Linked DNA regions of Homo sapiens: region 1 is linked to region 2. A link is an interaction called in ENCODE POLR2A ChIA-PET data of the cell type or tissue named here. Cell type or tissue: MCF 10A. All regions are shown on one strand. Links, peaks and the distances in the headings refer to the core of each region. The heading gives the core; the rest is flanking DNA. Region 1 overlaps SIM2 (SIM bHLH transcription factor 2). Region 2 overlaps HLCS (holocarboxylase synthetase).

Region 1 (4,388 bases), core at 143-4,142, 74 kb after region 2:
CTTGCCTGGGTAACAAGAATGAAACTCCAACTCCAAAAAACAAAACAAAACAAAAAACCGTACTGTGCAATTTTCAAAAACAGTAACAGCACTATGTTCTGCAATTCTCTGACACCTGTTGTCTTTGTCCAGCTTTAAACAACCCCACAGTGAAAGAATTCGATTCAGGTGCGATGTTCTAGCCTAGCCCTCATTTTTTAGAAATTACCTCTTCAGAGCCATGATTCATGTTGATGTCTGCAGACATATCATATCCAAGAATCAGACCTTAGCTACAACTAGGTGCCCCATCTCATTTCAGAAACCAACATGCCAGGCTCTCTCCTTGGTAAGGAATAATTAGACTCCAGTGACTATTTCTGGAGCTGGAACTTGCGGGCCACAGAACTGTCTGCAAGGGATTTTACAACTGTGTGTGCTATTTTGTATTCTCTCTTCCCAGCCCGAGAATGACCTCTCCCCACCAACCCCCAGAAGACAGCAATAAGAATGCAACTCATGTTTTTCCTGCAGCCAGCTACCCCATTCTCATCACCCTTAAAGCCTCTTCTTTTGCATTTTGTTCCACTGGGGTATTCTGGCCAAGCTGGGTGCCATAGTCCAAAGCACACATAAGACCCATTTGTCAAGAGGCCTGTTGGCCTCACTGGATGGTTGGAGGGAGTTAAAAGGCCAGGGCCCCTGGAATAAGTCCTTCTGTATCTTCCTAGCACTCATCACAATTGAAATTTAAGGAGTCATTTGTGTAATGACCAGGGCTTCTTAATGATTTGTGCCACAGCACAAAACCTACAGATCCCTACTTGGAGTAACATTTTTAAATACATAAAATAAAATATATAAGATTACCAAAAAAGCAACTGTATTGGAAAATAATTATCAAAATATTTCAACACAGTGATACGGATATAAATGTGCTGCTTTATTAATACATAAATAAGAAGATTCAGTAGCAGGTCTTAGAACTCCTGAAATTTTGAAGTAGGCATGTGGGCATAAGCGATATGTTTAAACCTGCAAAACTTTCCTATGATATGGAAAACATCTGTGATTTCTATTGTTGGCAAAGCCACAGGTACTAGGGACCCCAAGATGGTTTATCATCTATCATCAGAAGCAAAGGAAATGCCAAATTTCAACTGGAGGAAACACATATGTAATTTTCCCCATGAAATGTCATGGACCACCCCCGACCCCCGAGTTTTAGGCACGGCATCTTGGTTAAGGAGAAGCTTGGTCTAGACCCGTGATGCTGTAATCCCTGGAATTCTGACCCAAGAGCACGAGGGGAGCAGGCTTGCACCACTTTTGTCCTCTACCTAGCACTCAACACGGGTTCTGGCCAACAATAGGAGCTTGATGAATATTGGCTTAAAAGACACAGGTATCAATGCAAATCCCCACGTGGTGGGTGCTGTGTGTGTATTGGAGAGACCTGGGCTGGGCAGTCCTAGTCATGCCCAGCCACTTGGCAGATGTGGGAAGCAAAGCCCTGAGTTCCATTTAAGAATGTCGCCTTGCTTTTAGTCTGTTTTTTTTTTTCCCTCTGGATGGAATACCTTGGAGCAGGTGGTGGTGCAGCGGCTGGTGGGCCGTGAGGACAGCGGTCATCTCATCGTGGTCAGAAGGATGGATGTATTCATAAATACTGTTGCCCGTGAGCTCCACCTGCCGTGGAAGGGAAGGGTCAGAAATGCCACCGCCTCTCTGGGATTGGCGCAGGGGGAGGGGCAAGGTGTGTCACAGGTGCTCACCCTGCCAGGAACAGAACTTTGATCTCTGCTGACAACCCACACCTTTGCCAAACGCAGAAACAGTTTTCTTTTCTCAACAGAGCTCAGAGCTCTGAACTGTCTCCCACACTGTCTAAAAAGGCCATGGCACTGAGGCTTGAGCTTGCAGCCAAGAGAACCCTTAGCAGGAAGGACCAGAAAGCAAAGGGTGGAAAAGGTGGGCACCAGAGGTGGGCGGCGCTGCTGGCCTGGGCAGCATCCTTCATACAGAAGAGGGCTTGAAACAGACCCAGGCCAGGGTCTCTGTCCTTCCCTTGCTGGCGATCTGAGGGGACTGGGTGGCCAGAAGGCCAGCTGTCCTGTCCACATAGTGCTCCCTGTGGAAGTGTTGTCCACTCCGAGGCCGACCAGCCGTCCACGGCAGGGGCGCCACTGCGCCCGAGGAGGACATGAACTCAGACAAAGGCCCTTTCTTCGTCGACTCTGAGCTGTGCCCCTCAGGCGCTGCCAGGCCTCTCTCACATTACCAGCAATGAGTCTCTGGCCCTCCCAGTCCGAGATGACTGTGCTAATTCTGTGGCTCCCGCCCAGGGGTGTGGCTGGGGCTGTGCGTGCCCTGCGGGAGGGTCTGGGCCTGCTCCAGAGAGCCACGTTATATGGGGATTATGTCCTGGGGTTGCTGCCTCAACAGTCCGACGCTACCTATTTCCAGACACAGCCCACAGAGGACAGCACATCCATGTCACTTTGCAGGAATGGATGGCCCCAGGAAAATACCCATCATAGTTACAATTTTTACACAGAGGTCCCTGGAGGCCCAAATTCCCGAACTTGAGAATCTTTCGAATGTTCTCTCAAACATAAGCACCAGGAGAGGATATGATAGAGTCTCAACACCTGGGCCCCCACCCACCTTAAGATGGACAGTGGCACAGAATGTTCTAGAAATGACTAGCAGAGCAGCCTTCTGAGCAGTGGTGGGTGGATCCTATTTTTAGAGCTATAATCAATAGTGCTGAGGGTGGCAGACAAGGACAGTGAGTCGGTGAACCCCAGCATTGTTCAGGGGAGGCCCAGGGGCAGTGGTAGGACTTCCTCCACCACCAAGGGGAGTCCCAGTGCCCAGCCTGAGAAGAAACTCAAAGCATGTGGGAAACCGTCCTTGGGTGGCGAAGGATCTTGGGTAGGTCTGGAGAATTCCTTCTTGACCCTGCCGGAAGGAGAGAGGGTAACTCAAGATAACAAAAGGAGGCTCATGGTGTGTCTTGTCCCGAGCCACCCCCTTGTTATTTTTAGGTGTGTCTTGCTGCAGGTGTCGCTGGGAGCCTGTGGCTCTCCATCAGAGGAGAGACAACATGATTATCTGCAAAGTGGCCATCCTGACGGTGCCACCTCACGCAACAGGACAACCCAGCCAGCTGCTTAATGGAGAAGTTCTGGGAGTTGCAGTTCCAGATTAGCATCTAGGCCATCAGCTTTTACTTGGGACCAAGGGGTCGTGGAGGGGTGAAGTGATTTATCGCACTCCTCTGAGCCAGTTCTTCCAATTTGTTAAGAAGAGCGAGTTGCTTTCTTATTCAGAATAAGTTACACTTCTGGCCTGCTAAGTCATCTTGTCCCTAAAACGGCTCTCACAGTTCTATGTTTTACATTATTCATGGAATGTTTCCTTCCAATATTATGCAAACAGAGCAACAGAGAGAATCCTATTAGAGGAATCCTCCCTACCCTCTACTTAACACCCACTTCCCAAGCCTGGCACTTTCTCAACAGATCTCCCAGACGGACATTCGCCTCCCTGAAAAGTTTATTACAGGATTTCATTTAAGAAAAATAATAAAACTAAATATTCTTCTTTCGAGTCATTCCTGTTAATCCTTAAAAAGTTTAAATAAACTGGCAACAGGTAAGCCAGCCATTTGGGACAGGACCATTTCCTTTTTTCCTCAGGGTGGCAATGACTATGCCCTGGGAAGGCCTGTCCAGGTGCGGAGTGGCAGAAGCTAAAAACTAAGAGAGTTGGCTTAAGAAAATATATATTGACACTTTGGTAGGCCGAGGCAGGCGGATCACCTGAGGTCAGGAGTTCAAGACCAGCCTGGCCAACGTGGTGAAATCATGTCATACTAAAAATACAAAAATTAGCCGGGCGTGGTGGCATGCGGCTGTGATCCCAGCTACAAGGGAAGCCGAGGCAGGAGAATCGTCTGAACCCGGGAGGCGCAGTTTGCAGTAAGCCGACATCGCACCACTGCACTCCAGCCTGGGCGACAGAGCAAGACTCTGTCTCAAAAAAAAAAAAAAAGAAAAGAAAGAAAGAAAAGAAAATATATAGTGACTCACAATTTCAACAGTTTATTTTAAAAATGAAAAAATAACAAAATAGAGAAATGTTATATTGGCCTATCGTTTCTCCCTTCCCCATGTTTTCAGGGAAAAAGAATAATTCTGGTTTGCTCGAAGTTCTTTTCTGGAAAAAAGTAACTGATGTGTTTTCGGGAAACAACTTTACCTCCTTGCAGAAAGACCTTCCATCTGTGCTTATTAAGGGTTAGATTTGCGTTTTAATCCCAGAGTAGGTTCTTATGTTTTCAGAGTTCCCGTTCTCAACACATGCTTTTGAAGAATGAGAAGGGTGAGGTTGCACAGATGAAA
Region 2 (4,388 bases), core at 126-4,125:
AGCACCGTCAATGTGTCCTCGCAGAAGACGAAGCGCATTTCCTTTCTTCTCTTTTTTGCGGTTCCAGTGTGATGACATGGCTTGGTCACCATGCTTCGTGTTTGCTAAAAAGAAACCAGGGATATGAGTTTCTGAATTCTCAACCTGGTGCCTTTGCCAGAGAACAAAGTCAGGTTAATCAGACGTCTTCCCCTCTCCAGCCCAACTCATTCGCTGGCTGACCTCTCCTGGTCCCATGGTTCTAAGAACCATCTCCACGATAATGATTCCCAAATGAATATCCTAGCCCAGACCTCTCCCTCCCACTCCAGACTTCTGCTTGGATTCCGTGGGCTGTCTCATAGGCATCTTATGCTTGCTACATCTAAGTCCAGCACCAGATTCCACCCTCCAGCCTGCTCAGCCCTTGCCTCCTGCTTTTGGGAAACGGCACATCGCTTTTTCCTTGAGTTGTGTGTGCCAGAAGTCGTGAACTCACCCTTGACTCCATCTTCCTTTCAGGAGCTCAGTTCATCATCAGGTCCTCTTTGTTCCACTTTCAAAATGTGCAGAACACATCTCTTTCTTCCTTCCACCAGGCTGTTTTCCATGTGGCAGCCAGGTGAATTCCTTTAAAATGTAACTTAGTTATCTCATCCCTGTTAGCTTAGAAAGGCTCAGTGTTGCTTCCTACTTCATTCAGTAAAAAATCCAGAGTTCTTACTATGACCTGCACACTTCCAAATCTGTCCCCCAACCAGCATAACCCTTATTCCTATTCCCCCCAACCCCATACGCACAGAGTGTGCTTCAGCCACGTCGGTCACCTTTTTGTTCCTCTCCAATCCCACTGAGGGCCTTTGGCCTTGCCGCTGCCTCTGCCTGGAATAGTCCTCTGTCACATGTCTTCATGGTATGCTCTCACTATCTTCTTTCTGAACAAATGCCTTATTGCAGCAGCCTTCAGGGACCACTTGAACACCCCATCCTTTGTCCTTCCTTGTACCCCTTATCTGCTGTATTTTGTTTTCACTGCATTGACACATTATGCATTTATGTCTCTCTCCCACCGCCTTGCACACACATACTAGAATGCCAGCTCCCTGGGTGCAGAGACAGAGCATTTGTTCACAGAAACAACCCCAGAGCCTGGAGAGGGCCTGGCACAAAGTTGCCGAATCATCTGTATCCTCATGGGTTTGCTCCCAGGAGCTCAGAGATCGCCTCTTTGGAAAAGTTGCGGCAGGGAGGCCAGAATGAGCCAAGCGTAACCCAGTCACACCCGTAGCTCGTCCTTAGTAGAAGCTAAGAATCCAGGGCAGGTCTGAAAGCACATTCACAGGGTGCTCTGAGGCTTCTAAACAGCTGTCCACATAGGCACTAACTTGGTATATCCTCCTGACAACCCTATGACTGAAGCAGCATCTTCATGAGAGATGCTTTCGATGGGAGAGGTTAAGTAACTTGTCTGAGGTCTCTTGGCCGTAAAGGGACAATATTGCACCAGCAGCCACATGCCTGACCATTTATGTAGCTTCTGACTAGCACTAAATTTCTTTAAGGTCTGATTTATCTCTAACATGCTTGTAAATTTTGCATAATTTTTACTCCATAATTCTGGTACATGTTTGTTTTAATATAAAAATAACAGTTGATCCTACCAGCTTACTCACTCCACTTTTTTGCTTCTTGGGCTAAAAGTGACACACCAATAAGATTGCATCCTGGCTGGGCGCGGTGGCTCACACCTGTAACCCCAGCACTTTGGGAGGCCGAGGCGGGTGGATCACAAGGTCCGGAGTTCAAGACCAGCCTGGCCAACATGGAGAAACTCTGTCTCTACTAAAAATACAAAAATTATTTGGGCATGGTGGTGCATGCCTGTAATCCCAGCTACTTGGGAGGCTGAGGAAGGAGAATTGCTTGAACTGGGGCCCAGGAGGCAGAGGTAGAAGTGAGCCAAGATTGCGCCACTGCACTCCAGCCTGGGCAACAGAGCGAGACTCTATCTCAAAAAAAAAAAAAAAAAAGACTGCTTCCTGCTGTCCCGTGTTCTCCGAGCCCTCCGACAGGCACACACCTGTGGATGATCTTAGAACTCATGTAAGCAGCGGGGGTCGTAGAGAAAATGAATCGGTACCTAAGGCAATGTGCAGAAGTGAATGGAGCAATAGAAAGAAGAATTATTTGATGTAAACTAAAGATCTCAACAACTCGAATCAGGTTATTTAATCAGGAATCAAAAGCGCATGAGGGGTTCAAGTCCAACTGCAAAGCTTGGGGTTCTGGAGGACCACAGATGCAGCTGCCCCCAAGGATGCTGAGCATGTGACTACACATGCAAATGAAAGGGAAACAAAACCAAATGGATGGGGTGATGGGCAGAGTTAAGGTCTAGACAGCATTTTGAGATCTTTGCTGTCCTCACCATGAGTCACTCTAGAAAGCCTGGGGGTCACATGACTGAGGGGACACAGCCCTTTCCCCAGAGCCTCTCCCTGCATCCTCTCGTTCTTGCCCCTGGCTGCTGGCTCAGGAGGCACCACGTGTTGTAACAGCTCTGTGGTTCTGGAGTGAGACACAGGTTGTTGGCTTCGTTACTTGGGGATGAATGTTTGTCATAGGTACTGGGCATGCCTCTTGACAGCCATGTGACCCTGGATGAGTAACTTCAGTTCTCTGAGCAGGTGCCTCATCTACAAATGGGGATTGTCATTGCTCCCATCAGTCTAAGGAGGAAATGAAATCATAAGTAGCAGCTCACTCTGGACTGACGTAGCACAATTGGCTGATGATCATGGTCGTCCTCCTCCTCCCCCCGCTCCCTTCCCTTCCATCCCTTCCCTCCCCCTCTCCCTTCCCTCCCCCCCTTCTCCTTTTCTTGTCATCATCAGGGTAAATCGAAGGAAAGAGCCATTTTTGCAGGTCTAAACGGTTGAATGTTAGGGATTTCACATGGTTCCACCTGCTACTTCTGCTCTGACCACTGATAACAGTGACACACAGATGGCAGCCGTCCCTGGTCACACAGATGCCAAAGTGAGCTCATTCTCCTGCTGTGTGACAGAAGAAAAGGCTGACGGTCCCCAGAGCGTAGCGCTGGGAGCCTGCGGGGTAGCCGCCGGGTGATTTACCAGGGTCCCCTTCTAGGTTTCACTATTGGCACCTGGTTAATGGGAAGGGGATTTAGGGACCCGGTGCTGAGATGGTCTTTTACTGTTCTTCAGAGCAAAGTCCTGTGAACGCTGACAGGTAGCGCACTCACCTTCTAGGTTTGAAAGCTCGCTTGTTCCTGTCTGTGTGGCTGGCCCACACCTAACTGCCATGAGGTTTTTTTCCGCTGCCTTTCTGATGGCTTCACAGTGGGAAACCTGCTGTGTCCATCCCAGCCAGCCCTTTCTTTGTGAAAGTGGTAAGAAGATAACCCCATTCTAACTTGGTTGTTCTTTTTTCCTTTCCTTTTGCAAAGAGTGCTTTTGCCGGGGGTGGGGTGGGAGGCTGCAAGGGTTTTGGAGCCATGGAAACTTAATCCTTGTGTGTCCAGCAAACAGGCCCCTTGGAGCAGCCGCATTCCATGCAGCCCCGTGGCACCCGCTTCCGTGGCCCTCGAGGGCCCACCCTCGAGGGTGCTCGGCATTCTGTCTGAGCCCCAGCCTGCCTGTCTGCCATATTCCCCATCACCCCCTATTTCTCTCACATGGTACTAACCCACCTAGAGTAGGTTACATTTAATGGGGTGAGAAAAATCCACACCGTAAGAGAAAAGTCGCAGGTGAGGTCAAACTGCTTCCTCCCAGGAGGGAAAATGATTTTTTCTCCTCTCTGGCTCCCACACTGAAAATTCATACAAAAGGGCTCTTTTTATGTTTGATGTATTGCCTTTAAAAAACAAACCTTTCATGTTTTTTCATTTTTGGTTCATACCTCTTGGCCGACCCAGCAGGAACTTGGCAGTTGGTGAGCAGCTTCTCGCAAATGCTGAAAGCGGTCTCACTGAACAGTCACCGCTGCCCAGAGCCCTGGATGTGTGGGTTGGTGTGTACTCGGCTCCGGCAGGGGTGGGGGTCTGCATGTTGTTGCCCCGGACATCCTATGTGGGGTTTCCTTATGCGATTCTTGCTACTTGGTATGTATTTGAATTGTTTTTACAACAGAGGACGCTTCTTAGGGTTACCTGAGGCACGGTGAGCAGGTTTTATTTTGGACAAGCCTATATGTTGCTGTTTTTTTCTATTATGATTCATGTCCCCAAAGATCTCTGCTGAGGCATATTTAGCCAACTTTAAATACAAGCAAGCTCAAACAAAGGCACCCCTGCATCTATCATTTCATTTTCTTCTGTTTACAAAGCACATTGTCCTACACCCAGGTTCTTTGCCAACACCACTGCCAAATCAACACAGATGGAC

The links. ChIA-PET counts read pairs that join two places held together with the same protein. Peaks named below come from ENCODE experiments on the same cell type or tissue, not always from the same donor. Only the 100,000 strongest peaks of a DNase experiment are listed, where the experiment ranks them.
Region 1: POLR2A ChIA-PET joins it to region 2 with 5 read pairs; 1 of 35 experiments calls an interaction of 5 or more read pairs at or near these places.

The regions. Positions count from the first base shown.
Region 1 is chr21:36,717,101-36,721,488 of GRCh38, reverse strand. It overlaps SIM2 (SIM bHLH transcription factor 2), which reads right to left. Exons shown (of 11, transcript NM_005069.6): 4 at 1,560-1,668. Among named protein-coding and RNA genes, the nearest start is that of SIM2, 20 kb to the right of the region's middle. RefSeq lists an enhancer at 1,191-1,977. In MCF 10A, for the core only: no CTCF peak of the experiment used is centred there; a DNase peak (open chromatin) is centred at 2,288.
Region 2 is chr21:36,790,917-36,795,304 of GRCh38, reverse strand. All of the region lies in intron 6 of HLCS (holocarboxylase synthetase), which reads left to right. LOC105369305 (a long non-coding RNA gene) reads right to left here. Exons shown (of 2, transcript XR_937700.3): 1 at 1-4,388. Among named protein-coding and RNA genes, the nearest start is that of SIM2, 94 kb to the right of the region's middle. In MCF 10A, for the core only: no CTCF peak of the experiment used is centred there; a DNase peak (open chromatin) is centred at 2,564.